Regions from separate parts of the Homo sapiens genome. Here region 2 is linked to region 1. Evidence: chromatin loops called from intact Hi-C (ENCODE). Cell type or tissue: uterus. All regions are shown on one strand. Links, peaks and the distances in the headings refer to the core of each region. The heading gives the core; the rest is flanking DNA.

What was found. A loop is a pair of places that touch in the nucleus more often than their neighbours do. Peaks named below come from ENCODE experiments on the same cell type or tissue, not always from the same donor. Only the 100,000 strongest peaks of a DNase experiment are listed, where the experiment ranks them.
Region 2: it touches region 1 in a loop (16-fold over the local background); 2 of 110 quality-filtered maps call a loop at or near these places.

Annotation. Positions count from the first base shown.
Region 1 is chr7:80,681,763-80,692,355 of GRCh38, forward strand. No RefSeq gene overlaps it. Among named protein-coding and RNA genes, the nearest start is that of CD36, 48 kb to the left of the region's middle. In uterus, for the core only: no CTCF peak of the experiment used is centred there; no DNase peak of the experiment used is centred there.
Region 2 is chr7:82,001,061-82,011,653 of GRCh38, forward strand. CACNA2D1 (calcium voltage-gated channel auxiliary subunit alpha2delta 1) reads right to left here. Exons shown (of 39, transcript NM_000722.4): 16 at 6,619-6,696; 17 at 4,705-4,779; 18 at 4,363-4,437. It overlaps CACNA2D1-AS1 (CACNA2D1 antisense RNA 1), which reads left to right and starts at 8,117. Exons shown (of 4, transcript NR_110077.1): 1 at 8,117-8,202. In uterus, for the core only: no CTCF peak of the experiment used is centred there; no DNase peak of the experiment used is centred there.

The DNA of each region.
Region 1 (10,593 bases), core at 1,305-9,304:
TGTAAATCTATCTTTTCTCTTTGCCCTAGCTTCTCACTGTGCATTTGAAGTTGATCAATAAATTGTGATATTTAATAATCTTGAATTGTTCTACAATTTTTTTGTTCCTTTAGGACAGAGCTCTCGGATAGTGCCTGGTAGTGTACTTGGAGGCTAACATTCCCTTTAAGTAATTTACAGTGCAACACTATGGTTTCCATGTTGGGTTTAAATACAAAAGGTTTGTTTATAATAATTCAGCATGCAAAATATGAAGTTCAGCAGGCTTGCTAACTAAATAATGAATTATAAATATCATATGCAGTCTAAGACCTGAATGGCAAATACATTTCTTTTACCAATCATTTGATAATTGCTTGAAATCATTTAGTTGAAAAAGTCTTGAATTGGTTAAGAATTATGCATAGACAGGTCTAAGATCTGTGTGGACAAAAGGCCAAAAGAATTAGCAAGGTCTGTCTTGGGAAATGTAATAGAGAAAATCTATAGTCCTTATGGGAAGGGAAGTCTCTAAAGGTAATTATGAAATGGGCGAATTGATGTGAGGGTTTAAACATTGATACCATTAGATGAGTTAAACTTTTATAGTCAACTATTATCATTCATTGCCAGACTGTAGAACTGTCTAGTAACAAAAACTCTGTAAGTTCAATATGTATTAATAGTAGGGTTCACTTCTAAACATTAAAGCTACATTTGACTCAGTTTAATACACACGTTGAATAAAATATTTATCTGATAAAAATGTAACTAAGCAAGAAAACAGTTATTGGCAAATTTTCTGTAAAGGACCAAATAGAAAATATTTTAGGCTGTATAGGCCATACAGGCTCTGTGACAACTACTTGGCACTGTCATTGTGGCACAAAAAAATATAGCCACGGACAATATATAACAAATGGTCATGGCTGTGTTCCAATAAATCTTTATATATATATGTGTATATACACATACGTGTATATATACGTGTATATACGTGTATGAACACATACGTGTATATATACGTGTATACACGTGTATGTACACATACGTGTATATATACACGTGTATATATGTGTATGTACACATACGTGTATATATACGTGTATATACGTGTATGTACACAGGTGTATATATACGTATATGTACGTATATGTGTATATATGTGTATATATGTGTATATATACGTATACGTGTATATATGTGTATATACGTATACGTGTATATATGTGTATATACGTATATATACGTATATGTGTATATATGTGTATTTATACGTATATGTGTATTATGTGTATATATACGTATATGTGTATATATGTGTATATATACGTATATGTGTATATGTGTATATATACTTATATATGTGTATATGTGTATATATGTGTATATGTGTATATGTGTATATATGTGTATGTGTATATATACATATATGTGTATGTGTATACATGTGTATGTGTATATATACATATATGTGTATATATACATGTATGTGTATATATACATATGTGTATGTGTATATATACATATGTGTATGTGTATATATACATATGTGTATGTGTATATATACATATGTGTATGTGTATATATACATATGTGTATATATACATATGTGTATATATGTATATATGTATATATACATATGTGTATATATGTATATATGTATATATACATATATGTGTGTATATATGTATATATGTGTATTTATATATGTGCATGTGTGTATAAATATGTATATATTATATGTGTGTATATATACATATATGTATGTATATATACATATATACATACATATATACATATATACACACATATACGCACATATAGACATATATATGTATATATACACACATATATACATATATATGTATATATACACACATATATACATATATATGTATATATACACACATATATACATATATGTATATATACACATATATATGTATATATACACATATATATGATATATATGATAAGCTGTATTTGGCACACAAGACACAGTTTGTTGGTTCCTAGACCAGAAAGTGCTGGAACTTTGTAGATTTTGATACAATGGATAATTATTTGAGTGACTGGATTAGTCTGAAACTTTCCTATTGTATTAGCCAATCATAGCTATATAAAGGATATGCCATTCAGAATTGGGGCTACTAAAAAACAGATGTTCTTTAGTTGATTGAATTTCCTTGCCATGTCAGAAATGGAACTCTTCACTTTTGGGGATTAAAGTCCAGGTTACCATCCAAATGAAGCTATTCTGCTTAATATTATCTCAATGATTAAGAACTGTTTCAGTCATGAAGTCCTTGCCCATGGCTATGTCCTGCATGGAATTGCCTAGCTTTTCTTCTAGGGTTTTTATGGTTTTAGGTCTAACATTTAAGTCTTTAATCCATCTTGAATTAATTTTTGTATAAGGTGTAAGGAAGGGATCCTTTCAGCTTTCTACATATGCCTAGCCAGTTTTCCCAGCACCATTTATTAAATAGGGAATCCTTTCCACATTTCTTGTTTTCATCAGGTTTGTCAAAGATCAGATGGTTGTAGATGTGTGGTATTATTTCTGAGGGCTCTGTTCTGTTCCATTGGTCTATATATCTGTTTTGGTACCAGTACCACACTGTTTTGGTTACTGTAGCCTTGTAGTATAGTTTGAAGTCAGGTAGTGTGATGCCTCCAGCTTTGTTGTCTTGGCTTAGGATTGTCTTGGCAATGTGGGCTCTTTTTTGGTTCCATATGAACTTTAAAGTAGTTTTTTCCAATTCTGTGAAGAAAGTCATTGGTAGCTTGATCTGGATGGCATTGAATCTATAAATTACCTTGGCAGTATGGTCATTTTCACGATGTTGATTCTTCCTATACATGAGCATGGAATGTTATTCCATTTGTTTGTGTCCTCTTTTATTTCGTTGAGCAGTGGTTTGTGGCTCTCCTTGAAGAGGTCCTTCACATCCCTTGTAAGTTGGATTCCTAGGTATTTTATTCTCTTGGAAGCAATTGTGAATGGGAATTCCCTCATGATTTGGCTCTCTCTTTGTCTGTTATTGGTGTATAGGAATGCTTGTGATTTTTGCACATTGATTTTGTATCCTGAGACTTTGCTGAAGTTGTTTATCAGCTTAAGGAGATTTTGGGCTGAGACGATGGGGTTTTCTAAGTATACTATCATGTCACCTGCAAACAGGGACAATTTGACTTCCTCTTTTCCTAATTGAATACCCTTTATTTCCTTCTCCTGCCTGATTGCCCTGGCCAGAACTTCCAACACTATGTTGAATAGGAGTGGTGAGAGAGGGCATCGCTGTCTTGTGCCAGTTTTAAAAGGGAATGCTTCCAGTTTTTGCCCATTCAGTATGATATTGGCTGTGGGTTTTTCATAAATAGCTCTTATTATTTTTAAATACATCCCATCAATACCTAGTTTATTGAGAGTTTTTAGCATGAAGGGCTGTTGAATTAAAACACCAAAAGCGATGGCAACAAAAGCCAAAATAGAAACATGAGATCTAATTAAACTAAAGAGCTTCTGCATGGAACAAGAAACTACCATCAGAGTGAAGAGGCAACCTACAGAATGGGAGAAAATTTTTGCAATCTACCCATCTGACAAAGGGCTAATATCCAGAATCTACAAAGAACTTAAACAAATTTACAAGAAAAAATCAAACAACCCCATCAAAAAGTGGGCAGAGGATATGAACAGACACTTCTCAAAAGAAGACATTTACACAGCCAACAGACACATGAATAAATGCTCATCATCACTGGCCATCAGAGAAATGCAAATCAAAACCACAATGAGATACTATCTCACACCAGTTAGAATGGAGATCATTAAAAAGTCAGGAAATAACAGATGCTGGAGAGGATGTGGAGAAATAGGAACACTTTTACACTGTTGGTGGGAATGTAAACTAGTTCAACCATTGTGGAAGACAGTGTGGCGAATCCTCAAGGATCTAGAACTAGAAATACCATTTGACTCAGCCATCTCATTACTGGGTATATACTCAAAGGATTATAAATCATGCTGCTATAAAGACACATGCACACGTATGTTTATTGCGGCACTATTCACAATAGCAAAGACCTGGAACCAACCCAAATGTCCCTCAATGATAGACTGGATTAAGAAAATGTGGCACATATACACCGTGGAATACTATGCAGCCATAAAAAATGATGAGTTCATGTCCTTTGTAGGGACATGGATGAAACTGGAAACCATTATTCTGAGCAAACTACCGCAAGGACAGAAAACCAGACACTGCATGTTCTCACTCATAGGTGGGAACTGAATAATGAGAACACTTGGACAGAGGGTAGGGAACATCACACACTGGGACCTGTCGTGGGGTGGGGGCATGGGGGAGGGATAACATTAGGAGAAATACCTAATGTAAATGATGAGTTAATGGGTGCAGCACAACAACATGGCACATGTATACATATGTAACAAACATGTGCACACTGCACATGTAACCTGGAACTAAAAGTATAATAATAATAATAATAATAATAATAATAAAAAGGACTGTTTAAATCTTGAATTGGCAGGGCACTGCCATCTCCTCAGATATTCTATATACTTCTTGGACACTTAAAATTTTGATTTACTTCTCTTTTTATAGGAAGACATTTGCAAATTTAGGTTTTTGTATTTTAAAAAATGCTTCCTCAATTAGGTCTTTTATTATTACATCTATAATAATTGTTCTGGTTTCTACATTGACTAAATATAAAATCCCTAGGTTACATTTCTTTTTTCTTAGTGTGATGGATACAAATATATTTCTTGTGGCTGGGTTTGAATTCCAGGCCCACACCTCACTATGTACTTTTGAGAAAGTTAACCCCTCTGGTGTCTTAGTTTCTTCCTCTGTAAAATGAAGATACTAGCACCTTCATTACAGAGTGGCTTTGAGGATTAAATTAGTTAATGCATTTAAAGTGCTTCTAACAGTGAATGAAATAGAGTAAGCACTCAAATGTTAAGACCATGCAACTTTGATGAATCATAGCGACTATGAATTGATTGCTTAATAACCCACATTTCTCCTTTCCCCAAATCAGTAGCCCTAGAAAAATTGCTCATAGTGCTCAATCTTCAGGAAAGTGGTGAATATTGAATACTACCATGTTGTGATGATAATGGATGTCCCGGATTTGAATTTACCCTACTAATAAGTTAGTCTGCACTGTGTCATGGATGTTGGCAGAATACACATGATAATCCCGGGACAAAAACAGAAGACTTTGTTATTTACAGCACAATAAAAACATGAGTATCAGAGTCTTTTCCATCAGTTGCCCCCACTTTAAGTCTTGCAGGGGCTGTGCAATAGGGCCCAGGTGGATGCTCCACACCTTGTGGGTTTGTATCACAGCTGAGGAACACTGAGGTTCCAAAATCCACCACTTTGAGAAAAAGCAGTAAGCAAACCATCCTCTTGTTTAAGAGTAGGGCTAAGACATTGCTTCATCCCTCCTAGCTTGTCACTAGAAACATATACCTAAGAGTAGGCCCATGCAAGGAGAAATTAGGACCTTCCTTTATGGGCATACCCAGCAAGACATGTAGGAAAATAAGCCCAGGGACAACTGTCTTTTCCAACAGTATTCCAGGTGTGATATTTCATTAAAGGTTAATTTTTTTGCCCTTTCTAGATTTATGAAAAAAGTTTAGTAAATTCAGTTAACAACATTAAATTGATGTCTTCTTAGAAGGCTTCTCAGCGCCTTTACTGTATTATAAATATCTAAGAGGAAAAGTTAATGTTCAGTGTTTAGTAAAGTTTTATGACCATGGATTCCTTTTCCTTAAGAATAATTGCTTAGGAAGGCAGGGTACATTTTTTAAAAGAACAGTCTTGCTGTTACTATTTTTCTTGCTTCTATTTCCTGACTTCTCTTTTTAATCACTGTAAGATAGCCACACATTTATTCGATGCATGATTATAAAGTACCTATGCCAATAAGGGTACATATAAAATACCCAATATTTGAAATGCTGATGGTGTTCCCTATTCCGTGGCTTTCACTGACATGCTTACCTTAATCATCTGACCATAGTATTGACTGCATTGTTTTATCTTTGTGTACCACATGATACATTTCTGGACTACACAGATACTCTTTGTAAACAGAACACCAAACTTTCCTTTAATTGTCTGCTATACTATTCTAAGATTCTTCTCTCACTCTTATATGTCAGATATCTTACTATTTAATCTTTCTTTATATTCAATACTTCATTCTCTGGCAAATTTTACTCAACATCTTAAAATGTTGGTGTTAATCTATCATTACTTACAGGAGTCATCTGTTAATGCCATGAAAACTTTGCTCATAAAAAGAATTTAAGTAGGACTGTTGGCTGTTGCAGAGACAGCGGTTGTCCTTAAACATCTTTTCTGCCCCCTGCATATTTCAGACCCCTACAATTAAAAAGAATAATGCTATAAATTCTGGCCAGTTTCATGTGGATGGAAGTATCAGGCAATGAACATCAGGAGCATTGAAGAGCTTTCACATCTTTGTCAACTGTTGCAATAACTGACAGTACAGAAGAGATCACAGACTGCCATCAGCTTGGCTTCTTGAGTGACTGTGTAGAGGGCACCGCTAGGTCACACATTTGAGACATGAGATATGAGAAGAAGGATTTTCTTCAGTTTCGAAATGAGTCAGAAAAAAGGAAAAAATGAAAAAGAGTAAAGACACCTATGGGAATTACAGAACACCATTAAGCAAACACATATTCATATTACAGGATTTCAAGAAGCAGAACAGTTAAAGAAAAGGACAGTCAGATTATTTAATGAAATAATTGCTGAAAACTTTCCGTCTTAGGAGAGATAGGGCAACCGGATCCATGAAACTCAAAGGTGCTTGAATAGATTCAATACAAAGCTGTCCTGAGATGCATTATAATCAAACTGTCAACAGTGAATTACAAAGAGAATTCTAAAAGCAGCAATAGAAAAGTATCAAATCGGGCACTTTGGCAAGATGGCCAAGTAGGAACAGCTCTGTCTGCGGCTCTCAGCAAGATCAACACAGAAGGTGGGTAATTTCTGCATTCCAACTGAGGTAACTGGCTAATCTCATTGGGACTGGTTAGACAGTGGGTGCAGCCCACAGAAGGCGAACCAAAGCAGGGTGGGGCATTGTCTCACCCAGGAAGCACAAGGGGTCAGGGAACTCCCTCCCTTAGCCAAGGGAAGTCATGAGGGACTGTGCCATGAGGAACAGTACACTCTGGCCCAGATACTACACTTTTCCCATGGCCTTCACAACCCACAAAGCAGGAGATTCCTTCAGGTGCCTACACCACCAGGGCCCTGGGTTTCAAGCACAAAACTGGGCGGCCATTTGGGCAGACACCGAGCTAGCTGCAGGAGTCTTTTTTCATACCCCAGTGGTGCCTGGAACAGAAGCAAGACAGAACCGTTCACTCCACTGGAAAAGGGGCTGAAACCAGGGAGCCAAGTGGTCTAGCTGGGCAGATCCCATCCCCATGAATCTCAGCAAGCTAAGATCCACTAGCTTGAAATTCTCGCTGCCAGCATAGCAGTCTGAAGTTGAGCTGGGATGTTGGAACTTGGTGGGAGGAGGGGTGTCCACCATTATTGAGGCTTCAATAGGCAGTTTTCCCCTTACAGTATAAACAAAGATGCCTGGAAGTTCGAATGGGGTGGACCCCACCACAACTTAGTAAAGCCGCTGTAGCCAGAGTGCCTCTCCAGATTCCTCCTCTCTGGGCAGGGCATCTTTGAAAAAAAGGCAGCACCCCCATCTCCCTGGGACAGAGCACCTGGGGGAAGGGGTAGCTTCAGCAGACTTAAATGTCCCTGCCTGCCAGCACTGAAGAGAGCAGCAGATCTCCCAGCACAGCATTCAAGCTCTGCTAAGGGACAGACTGCCTCCTCAAGTGGTTCCCTGACCCTCCATGTATCCTGACTGGGACATGCCTCCCAGCAGGGGTTGACAGACATCTCATAAAGGAGAGCTCTGGCTGGCATCTGCAGGGTGCCCCTCTGGGATGAAGCTTCCAGAGGAAGGAACAAGCAGCAATCTTTGCTATTCTGCAGCCTCTGCTGGTGACACCCAGGCAAACAGGGTCTGGAGTGGACCTCCAGCAAACTCCAGCAGACCTGCAGCAGAAGGGCCTGTTAGATGGAAAACTAACAAACAGAAAGGAATAGCATCAACATCAACAAAAAGGATATCCACTCAGAAACCCAATTCAAAGGTCACCAACATCAAAGACCAAAGGTAGATAAATCCACAAAGATGAGGAAAAACCAGCGCAAAAAGGCAAAAATTCCAAAAACCAGAATGCCTTTTCTCCTACAAAGGATCACATCTCCTCACCAGCAAGGGAACAAAACTGGACAGAGAATGGGTTTAATGAAGGGACAGAAGTAGGCTTCAGAGGTGGTTAATAACAAACTCCTCCGAGCTAAAGGAGCATATTCTAACCCAGTGCAAGGAAGCTAAGAACCATGAAAAAAGGTTAGAGGAATTGCTAACTAGAATAACCAGTTTAGAGAAGAACATAAATGACCCGATGGAGCTGAAAAACACAGCACGAGAACTTCGTGAAGCATACGCAAGTATCAATAGCTGAATCAATCAAGTGGAAGAAAGGATATCAGAGATGGAAGACCAACTTAATGAAATAAAGTGTGAAGACAAGATTAGAGAAAAAAGAATGAAAAGGAATGAACAAAGCCTCCCAGAAATATGGGACTGTGTGAAAAGACCAAACCTACATTTGAGTGGTATACCTGAAAGTGACAGGGAGAATGGAATCAAGTTGGAAAACACTCTTCAGGGTATTATCCAGGAGTACTTCCCCAACCTAGCAAGACAGGCCAACATTCAAATTCAGGAAATACAGAGAACACCACAAAGATACTCCTCGAGAATAGCAACCCCAAGACACATAATCATCAGATTCACCAAGGTTGAAATGAAGGAAAAAATGTTAAGGGCAGCAAGAGAGAAAGGTTGGGTTACCCACAAAGGGAAGCCCATCAGACTAACAGTGGATATCTCTGCAGAAACCCTACAAGCCAGAAGAGAGTGGGGGCCAATATTCTACATTCTTAAAGCATTTTCAACCCTGAATTTCATATACAGCCAAACTATGTTTCATAAGTGAAGGAGAAATAAAATCCTTGACAGATAAGCAAATATGAGAGATCTTGTCACCACCAGGGCTGCCTTACAAAAGCTCCTGAAGGAAGCAGTAAACATGGAAAGGAAAAACTGGTACCAGCCACTGCAAAAACATGCCAAATTGTAAATACCATCAACACTATGAAGAAACTGCATCAACTAATGGACAAAATAACCAGCTAGCATCATAATGACAGGATCAGATTCACACATAAGAATATTAACCTTAAAGGTAAATGGGCTAAATGCCCCAATTAAGACACAGACTGGCAAATTGGATAAAGAGTCAAGACCCATCAGTGTGCTGTATTGAGGAGACCCATCTTATGTGCAAAGACACACATAGGCTCAAAATTAAGGGATAGAGGAATATTTACCAAGCAAATGGAAAGCAAAGAAAAAGCAGGGGTTGCGATCCTAGTCTCTGATAAAACAGACTGTAAGCCAACAAAGATGAAAAGAGACAAAGAAGGCCATTACATAATGGTAAAGGGAACGATTCAACAAGAAGAGCTAACTATCCTAAATATATATGCACCCAATACGGGAGCACCCAGATTCACAAAGCAAGTTCTTAGAGACCTACATTAGACTCCCACACAATAATAGGGAGACTTTAACACTCCACTGTCAATATTAGACAGATCAACAAGAAAGAAAATTGACAAGGATATTCAGGACTTGAACTCAGCTCTGGACTAAGAGGACCTGATAGACATCTATGAAACTCTCCACCCAAAATCAACAGAATATACATTCTCCTCAGCACCACATTCCACTTATTCTAAAATTGACCACATAATTGGAAGTAATACACTCCTCAGCAAATGCAAGAGAACAGAAATCATAACAAACAGTCTCTCAGACCACAGTGCAATCAAATTAGAACTCAGGATTAAGAAACTCACTCAAAAATCGCACAATTACATGGAACCTGAACAACCTGCTCCTTAATGACTACTGGGTAAATAACAAAATTAAGGCAGATATAGATAAGTTCTTTGAAACCAATGAGAACAAAGACACAACTTACCAGAATCTCTGGGACACGGCTAAAGCAGTGTTCGGAGGGAAATTTATAGCACTAAATGCCCACAGGAGAAAGTGGGAAAGATCTAAAATTGACACCCTAACATCACAATTAAAAGAACTAGAGAAGCAAGAGCAAACAAATTCAAAAGCTAGCAGAAGACAAGAAATAATTAAGATCAGAGCAGAACTGAAGGAGATAGAGACACGAAAAACCCTTTTAAAAAAAAGCAATGAATCTAGGAGCTAGTTTTTTGAAAAGATTAACAAAATAGACCGCTAGCCAGACTAATGAAGAAAAGAGAGAAGAATCAAATAGGCACAATAAAAAATGACAAAGGGGATATCACCACTGATCCCACAGAAATACAAACTACCATCAGAGAATACTATAAA
Region 2 (10,593 bases), core at 1,812-9,811, 1.3 Mb after region 1:
GTTTTACTGTGCATTTAGAAATATTGTATACATGTGATAACTGAAGTTTTGTTGCCAAAAGGAAAAGCTTTCGCAATGAGTTTACCAGGTAATAAAAATTCACTACTTATTTGCACTTTGGTACATTTTTAATTAGCTAAGGGAAACTTCTTTAACTTCTAACCCAAAATTACACTTTTTAGAAATTTTGGCTTAAAATCTGTGGCTTATGGAAACTGTCATATAGGAATTGTATTTTATTTCCACGTAGAAGTCAATTTACAAGCAAATTGTTAGGATCACATGAATTTGACATTAATTTTACAATTTTAATAACAAATTTATTTTTAGAAGCCATCTCGTTATGATTTCTCTGATTATTAACTTGATTCCATAATTGACTTTGCAATCTTTGGTTAGCCAATACACACCCTCTACCATCATTAATAACATTTTTGCTCCAGCTTATTAAGAAATGATGCTCATCTCATTTCATGCTCTGGAAGCTTGATGTCAGGAAAGGCAGCTTTAATTATAAGCTTTAAGAACAGAAGCTTAATCCCAACTTGGATTTAGCAAATTTGAAAGCACTGTTAAGGCTACCTTCATTCACAGTTACCTGGATATTGGGTCTCCTTTTTCTTAAATTAATTGTTGGTATACCTACACCAATAGGCTGAAGCAACAGAAAAATGGTAATTCATCATAGTACATGTCAACATAGGTACGGGTTCTATCCTATAATCAATTTTCGTCAGATATTTCCTTGATTGCAAAAAGGTCTAAATGATAGAATTCAAAATATTTGGTAGGTATGGAGTTCATGAGTCAATAAAATAAGAATGTAAAAATATCTTCAATGAATACAAACTGTTACATTTTTAAGAAAAATGACTATTATTTTTCTTTTTCTAGAAAAGTACGTATTTGGGAAGTGGGAAAAATGGTTGTTTGTCCCAGATTACTTTTCCATTGATTTGACAAAAAAAAAAAAAAAAAAAAAAGAGAGAGAGAGAGAGAGAAATAACAATTTTCTCAAAAAATTGACCCAAATATAAATATTTTTAATGTCCATCCCTCAATTCATATGTTGAAATCCTCATCTCCAGAGATGATGGTATCCAAAGGCTTTTGGGAGGTGATTAGGTCTTGGTTGGTGGGTCCCTCATGAATGGGACTGGTGCCCTTGTAAAAGACGCCCTAGAGAGAGACACGTCTCACCCCTTCTCCTCCATGTGAGGTTAGAGTGAGAAGATGGCTGTCTAGAGGGAGGCAAGCCCTTACAGAACACCAATCTGTCCAAGCCTTCATCTTGAACTTCCCAGTCTTCAGAACTGTGAGTTACTAAATTCTGTTTATAAGCCACCCAGTCTATAGTATTTTGTTATAGCAGCCTGAATGAACCAAGAAAATTGTACGATATTAAAAAGTTTTAACGTTTCATATTTGTGCCTTTGTTTTCTGAAGTGATACCAAATGTTATATCTATGAAACTAATAGAGAATGTAACCATAACAGTGTAGATTTATTTTAAATATTAACTTCTCAAACATAGATTATGCACAATTTCCTATACAATACATATTTCTTAGAATTGAACAAAATGAGATATCTAATTAAGTAGACCTAACCTGGCTACTTCAATGACACAAAACGGAAGAAAGTTAAAATCCATTTTGGAATAAAGCAGAATACATAATTCAACATACGTCAAAATGTGGTCATGCTGGTAAAAGTACACACTGAGAAAATGTTATGAATCCTTAAAAAATTAAATATGTGAAAAGTCCGTAGCTATTTTATGATATTCTGGGGGCTTTTAAAGAACACTCATCTTCTACAAAAAAAAAAAGAGGAATACTTGCATAACATTAGACTTTCACCTTGTTAAATAATAATGGCTGCTATAGATATAGCATTATTTTTCTTCACTTGTATTAATGAATTTCTGATAAAATAATTAAGATTTTGTTAGTATACTGTTACCATATGTTCCTTTGTATTTGTTGATTTCTAAAGCAATTATCTTATACTATATCATCCTTTTATGAGGTCTTGTATCAATCTGTATAGCGTGCTCCTTTAGCCACTAAATGGAATCATAAATGGAAATCATAATATTTACTGAATTAATGATGAGAATTCATAAGCATGAATTTCAGAAATAAAGAATAAATTGATGTTCAGAATAATTTCTTTTTCATGGTGTTCTGAAATAGTATTTTTGGAAATGTCTTTCTGTTACATATTAATATTTGCTTTAATAAAATCCAAATATAAAGATATGCAAAGCTAATTTATAATATGGAAGAAAAATATCAATTGGGCTTTAATGAAGTTGCTAAAGAATTTGTTTTCTCTGTAATATTATAAATTTTAGTGAATTATTTCAAATACGAGCCAAATATAGGTTAATGTCATTCAAATAGTAATATTTTCTACATAAATACTGGTTATTAGTAGAAGAATGTAGAAAAGGAAAAAAACTTCAAATTATTACTTCTCTTTCACTATGAAAACTGCCTAAATTGTTACAGCCCTTAGATGGTAGATTTATATATATAGATATATAGATATATATATATAAATCATATATGCATTATTGTACTTATTCTTCTGTCTATGATATATGTTAGTTCCTTTGGGTAAGGGTTAAGGTTTATAATCACAAAAGTAGAGATCCTTCACACCCTTCATCACATTACTTTTTTTTTTTTTTTTTGAGATGGAGTTTCGCTCTTGTTGCCCAGGCTGGAGTGCAATGGCGTGGTCTCGGCTCACTGCAACCTCCGCCTCCCGGGTTCAAGAGATTCTCCCTGACTCAGCCTCCCAAATAGCTGGGATTATAGGCATGTGCCACCACACCCGGCTAATTTTGTATTTTTAGTAGAGACAGGGTTTCACCATGTTGGCCAGGCTGGTCTCCAACTCCTGCCCTCAGGTGATCTGCCCGCCTGGGCCTCCCAAAGTGCTGGGATTACAGGCATGAGCCGCCACGCCCAGCCCACATTACACTTTTATTCCTTTTGAATTACTTTAGTTAGGGGAATTTAATTGAAAATACACTGGATATACAAAGCCCAAACAATAATACTTCAAAATTATAAAAAAATTTAAGATATAAAAAGTTTTCAAGCTATAGCAAAATCATAGGATGATTAGCCAAACATAAATTACTCTTTTAAGAGGAATTTAACAGGATATGCTTTTAAAGAGCTGTGGTAGTTTAATAATAATATGAAAAAGTACTTATGCAACATTTATATTAAAACAACACATTTAAACATAACTAGGGTGATCAACAGCTACACGTGCTACAGATAATTATGTGATGAATTTGATATGGAAATACGTTCCAAAGTCAGATAAACTAAAATAGACATTAGTTATAAAATGTAATATTATTTAATGTATTAAAATATATAATTAATATATTACATTTAATGTATTTTTGCATTCAATATCAATAGTTCTCTTATGGATTTGAACCATATTTAAATAACACAAGTTTTTGTGTGAGTATGTTCACACACTTGTGATATATTCTAATATATGACTAACATTAACTATCCATGACTCGGGAGAAAGTAGTAGTATGCATAAGTCTGCATGGTTTAAAGGATCTTCAACATTATCTTCAAAGTATAACAATAACTAAAAGGATGCTTCTAAAGTTACAATTATAAGACGTCTAAATAAATTTTGCTATTAATGCCCTGTGAAACAGTTCATGAAGAGTGAAATGAGTTGTACAAGGTAATTTGTGAAAATATCTTGTATCTTGAGAAAATAGGCATAAAAATTAGGATAATATGGTTCATCGATGGCATTTTATCTCTTTCAGATTAACTTGCTGATTAATAAATACTTCCCATTTCTGAAGCCCATCACATGGATTTTACTTATACAATCTCTTACATCTGTTTACAGGCCTGTCCTAAAGTAAAAGGAAAACCATTCTGGGAGATGGAAAGCAGAGTTAATTACTAGAAGAGAAGGGCAATAGAAAATGTGGCCTGGACATAAATAAACATTACTAATATTTATCAGGTTCACACTCCTGTCTGGAGCAATATCCTTTTTATCTTACAGCCTTAAAATCAAAGTCAGAAGTGGGATGCATGAAATTGAGGCTCAGTGGGTGATAATGGCTGTCTTTGAGATAAAAATGTTGCAGCTAAATTGGTAACAGAAAATGAAAACTGCTTTCACACTTTCATATAGTATCATGTGTGGTCCTTGTCATCTAAGAAGAGAGACGCATTAGAGACTGTACTTTGATATTTAGTGTTATACGGTAAATTTTAAAACAACAATCCTATTAAGAACATTAATCATTAATTCTACAAAACACTAATCACTGTAAACAAATTATATACTGACCTTTGGCTGAAGATTTGGATGTAATAAAACATAACCATTAGGATCGATTGCAAAGTAATACCCATTGGGGCACAGCTGGAAAAGAAAAAAAAAAAAAAGCTTGGATATGCCTGAGTCACAATTAGAAATCTATATTCTTTTAAATACATAATGTATTAAATACACATTGTATAGCATGTTGAAAGATAACATGGAATCATTTTATTTTAGAGATGCTTTTAACCATTTAGTTCCTTTGCTAAGATAACTGCCCATAATTTTTGAGAATTACCTAAGTGCCAAGCTAAGTTAGTACAGAGTTCTAAACTAGAAAGGGTATCAAAAGAGCAAATTTCATCTTACTGTAAAACGTGGTGTCAGTCTTTTAATATCTTCCAAAGACACATCTACTCCCATCACACCAAGAATCAGCTGGTTCTATAATAAGAGGGCAAAAAATGGCATTTTATGTCAAAAATTTACGTATTTTTACACAATTATCATATGATCATCTTTTGCTTGCATTATGGTTATATTCCACATTAGTTTAAATGTATATATAGGGTGAAGCACTCTCAGTGTCAATTTACAAGGATTCTCAGCTTTGTTTCCCACAACTTTATCATCATCATTTAACTTAGCAAAGAAAATCTAGATAATTGAGGCTAAAATATATAAAGGATAAATAAAAATGTTTGACACTTCTTGTACCCTTTTCTTCTAATATTTATTTTCACTGCTATTGTACGGTCAGCCCTTATAGCTGTGTGTCTATATATGTGAGTTTAGATTGACTTTATGGTTTACTATAATTAAGAAACCACAAGAATGTCCAGCTTAAAGATTATACAATATAGAATAAGAACACATTGGATTTTTGCTGCAGATAGTTCCTGTGTATGTAACTATCCTAAAAGTATGTGACCATATTGGTGATAAAATCCTCAAAACACTATTTCTAGTCACTGCTAATAACTTCTATATACCAAGCAACAGGCATCATAGTTTTAGGTGCAAGTAGAGGAGGCTTGTGGCAAACTGCTATCATAATCTTCTATGGGACATAAAGATGGAAATTGTTTTAAAATTTTGGGTCCAAAATTGTTGTTTCAAATGGAATTATATAAATTATAAAATAATAAGCAAAAAATTATAAAATCTAGTAATTACAAAAACATTTAAACCTTGTGTAGGCACAGATAGAGTAAGAAAGTTGTATCAACAACTATGCTCTTTTCCATGAACCAATCCTAGTCTGAGCAAAAACTTCCCAACTGAAGCAATCTCTTAGTTCACAGTGAGATCTGTGAACACGTATGAGAAAGTGAGAGTTACTCTTTTATGAGTTACAATATTTAGAACCTGCAGATAGTTAAGAATGGTAATAGGCCCCCAAAGAGAAATAACTGTTTTCTATGGCCACCTTATTAACATAAGGAGTTCAACTGAGATATATAATAACTGATCAAACAATGCTTAAGTGCAGCAGACGTCATGAAACCATAAACTGGAAATAAATATCTACTCAAATCAAGTATATCACCTACATTATAAAATCAGTTTCTAGTATTAAAAAAGTCTTAACTTCAAAATCTCAAATTCCTTCTGAATCAAGCTAAAAAATTGGAATGCAATCCTATTTAAAATCAAAAGCATTTAACAAATAATAAGTACAAGATAAATAATTTTTAGAACTTTTAAATAGGCATTTTACTGCATTGACAAAAAACCAGTGCTATAAAAATTAAGCATTCTATGAAATTATTCTTCCTGTATCCTAAAAATAGAAAAAAAAAGAGAAATATTAATTTAAATCAGATCCTTAAGTTACAAGATAATTTTTAAAAAGCTATTGTTTGGGAGTTGGGGAGGAATGATTTAATATACCAATGTACACCTGATACAAACATCGCCATGCTTTTGGTCTTTGGATTTTTCTTTCTAAACTCCATTAATAGCTCAGATGGATTCTTAAAATGTGCACACAATATTACTGTCCATTTATCATATAATTACTCCCAGAGTCTGACTCTGTGTTCTCATCAGGTCATAGTTAAGTGGAGTTAAGTTGAATCTTGGCTCTAGGGCAACAGAGAGTTTGACCTGCATTTCCTTTTTCCCAGGTGGTTATCGCATAGGCAGCTGTTGCCTTTGACCTCTGGCCTCACAAGACAATTACACTGCATGTATTTTCTTATGGAAATATCTTATCCATGTTGAGCTTCAACGTCACAGTTTGTCATTTATTATTATTAATTTTATCAATTAACTTTTAACCTTTAAGTTTGTCTTATTTTCAAATTGGCCGGTTATGTTGAAGACCGGAAGAGTTCCAGTAATGACAAGTCCCAGTTCCTAAAAATAGATTCAGAGAGAAAGGGCAAATTAAAATTACAATTTAAGCTTTGTCAGAGTGCACTAACCTTTGATATCTGAGATTGCATTTTATAGTTACTTTATAAAGAGCCACAAAAACTAGTAACTCATTTTGAATATCTATTAAAATTTATTTTTAAAATATCAAGGAAAATATCTTGGAAATAATTAGGACCTACTAGGCACCTACTGAAGCATGCAACATTTAAAATAATCCTCTAAGATAACTTCAAAAATAATCAGCTTACACAAATAGTCAACAGCCTGTATGCATTTCAGTAACCCTGTGTCCTCCCCCTTTTTCATAGTGATAGTTCACCTAATATCAGGGCCTCCATAAGCAGAGTGATAATAAAATATTATTTTAAGTGATTATTTAGCTTCCCTTTTTGTAGCCTTATTCTTTATTTTTTATGCCCTAAGCCAAAGACTTCATGCTAAATGAAAAATGTGCAGTTGAATAACATGATAAATAAAAGAAACATTCTATTGATACTGCATATCTGGGATATTCTAAGTAAATGTTACGCTCTTCAGAAGCAGTACTACTTTTCTAAGTAGACCCCAAAATAAGCAGTACTTTTTGACAAGTAAAATTATGAAGAAAAGACAACTGCAAGCATCAAATATAAAAGTCTAGTCTGAAGAGTTTAACATAGTAGAACTAATGCCATCCTATTAATCAGCACATAATTTAATACATTAAATGAATCCATACAGATTAGTCAAAATAAACTGATTTTCAAGTCAGAGTTTGCTTTTGTTACTGACATCTATATCCATTATAATTTTAACCATTTCATGTCAAAACTACATTTAACAAAATCACTCTTTAAAATAATTTTTATTGTTTGAAATTTTGAATTTGCTAAATGAGAAATTATTATTAATCTTCTCACGAATAGTGATTCCAAATCCAAATCTCAAGAACTCAGAACAGAGTTCTGGAATCAGAACCGAGTTCATAAAGTTGGATTTGGAATAATTATTCACTAGAACATTAAAAATATTTATTAATATCAGGGAGCAAATGTTGTGGTATCAGGTTGTGGTTCATAATTGTGCACATAGGAGGCCCAAATTCAATGGGAATATGAATGAATTAGGGAGGAGAGACAATAATAGAGAAGCTTCCAGAAGACCAAAATACCAAATTATTTGCAGCAAATAAAACTAAGGAAACAACCATACATATTTGGGTGCATGATGATTGATATGGTTTGGCTGTGTTCCCACACAAATCTCATCTTCAGTTGTAGTTCCCATAATCCCCACGTGTTGTGGGAGAGATCCAGAGGTAATTGAACCATGGTACGGTTTCCCCCATGTTATTCTCGTGATAGTGAGTAATTTCTCACGAGGTCTGATGGTTTTTAAGTGGCTTTCCCCTTCGCTCAACACTTATTCTCTCTCCTGCTGCCTGGCGAAGAGATGCTTTCCGCCATGATTTTAAGTTTCCTGAGGCCTCCCCAGCCACATGGAACTGTGAGTCAATTAAACCTTTTTTCTTTATAAAGTACTCAGTCTTGGGGATTTCTTCACAGCAGTGTGAGAACAGACTCATACAGTGATAGACACATGTTGGCGCTTATAAAGTCCTAACCAAGAACATTAGACAATGAAACATCCTTAATTATATAAATTAATGCTTCCAATGAAAACCTCCCACCTCAATAAAGTCAGGCTATAGATTAATTCGTAAAACTGGTATCCAAAAGATAATTTAGTAAGGATTTGGTGAAGTGTCTGTTAGAGCTATAATCTATATGCATGGTTTTAAAAATGCTACCATGGTTTAAGACAAGGTAGATATGGATGTAATCATTTCCTTTGCATTACTTTTGCATTTATACTGCATACCATAATTTGCTTCTAAAAATGGTAAAATGTAGCCTAAAGTGAGTTACTAGATTACTAACATATTAAAGATAATTATGAATGAACTCATTTGGGCCCAACTTGAATTTTTTTCTCATTTACTAAGCAGACCAAAAACTTGTACTCTACTCCTGAGTACTGCACATGTCTCTAGAAAATAAGAGAGAAATAAAACAAGATTTCTCTACCCTGGAATTTTAAAAATATTTTCTAGAGCCCAACTCTTGTCATATCTCTTTTTATAAAGAGCTTCACTTTGTCTCCTAATTAAAATGAACTCTCCACAATATTGTCCTAATCTCCCCTTATTACCAAAAATGACCAAGGTATCATTTTTTTGATATACTCAGTGCTTCCCCAACTTTTATGCTATACCCCATTTTTATGGTTTCACTTTTCACCACCAATTGCAAAAATCTTACACTAATATCAGCTAAAATGTCTCCATTTTCTTAACCACAACCCACTTTGCCCCCAATATTGGCTTCATTTTGAAGTCAGAATTCTTTTTCTCATTATATCCATTATATTTCGTTTTGAAATATATTTACCTTTTCCTTTTTAATATAACTGTTTATTTTTGACCAACATATATTTTTAATCTGCTGTGTGGAGAGATTATAAACAAATAACTAGGAATATATGAGGATCACTTTATCATCTTCAAAACAGTAAAAATAACGCTATATGTGTCCAATGAATAGCAAATTCACGTGTTCCTTTTTTTTTTTTTTTTACATTCAGTTTCAGCTTATAGCACAGCACATTTAGAACCAACATTTCCTCCTAATGTCATTTGTGCTATCAGTAAGAACCTTACCAGCAATGCAGACATGCTGGCTAATGAACTTCCAGTCAAAGGAAACACAACAGGGCATAATTATTGACTCCTCCTATCATACACTGTCCTGTGATGGATTTGAAAAGTGCAACATTTTGACCACAGCTTTGGATCACTATGTGACCTTAAGTAAATATGTGATGTCTAAAAGGAACACTGGACAGTAATTTTAAGCTAGGGCTTGAGGTAAGCAAGCTTCATTTTATCTTCCTTAGCGTGCAAGGCTGCTGTTAATAGTGCCTATTTTTCTTCTAACTTCCTGTATATGTTTATTTTCTAAAAACCAAATGATAAGTAATTCTAAATGGACTGCATTTTGCCCTATGGGTTCATCATTACATTTGGAAAAGTAGTAAGAACATATCACTGAACTCCAAGTAGGGAAAAGGGTTACTGAATCAGCATTTATTTTCAGGTCTTATTATTTTGATTCTCTCCAAATATATTATTTTAGTAAATTATTCATAAGTTCTTCTCATTAAGACTAAACATAAGAATAAAGCTTAAGTGCGATGATTATTATTTATAACTTTCATGTCAGGAAAGTAAAAATTACATTTAAAAGATTTTCAACTTTGGCCCTATTGACATTTTTGGAGGGAAAATACTTTGTTGTGTGTGGTAGGCATTTTCCTCTGCATTACAGGATTGTTTAACAGCGTGCCTGGCCTCTGTCCACTCAGGGGTGTCCAATCTTTTGGCTTCTCTGGGCCACACTGAGAGAAGATGAATTGTCTTGGGCCACACCTAAAATACACTAATACTAACAATAGTTGAGATTTTTAAAAAAGCAAAAAATAACATAATGTTTTAAGAAAGTGTACAAGTTTATGTTGGGCTGCATTCAAAGCCATCCTGGACCACAGGTTGGACAAGCTTGCTCTAGATGCCAGTAGCAACCCCTCCCCTCAAGCCATGACAATCAAAAATGCAGATTTTTTCCAAATGAACTGTGAGGGGCAAAAAGACCCCCTTGTTGAGAACCACTGCTTTTAAATATAATGACATATCTTTACTAAAATGTCAATTGTGCGATGGACAATTTAACATGTGTTTGTTATTTCACACCAGATTTGATCGCCTCAATGACGTATTTCCATAAAAAGTATGAGGTTGAATCTAGCACAAAAGATTATATTAATACATGAAGAAGTTTG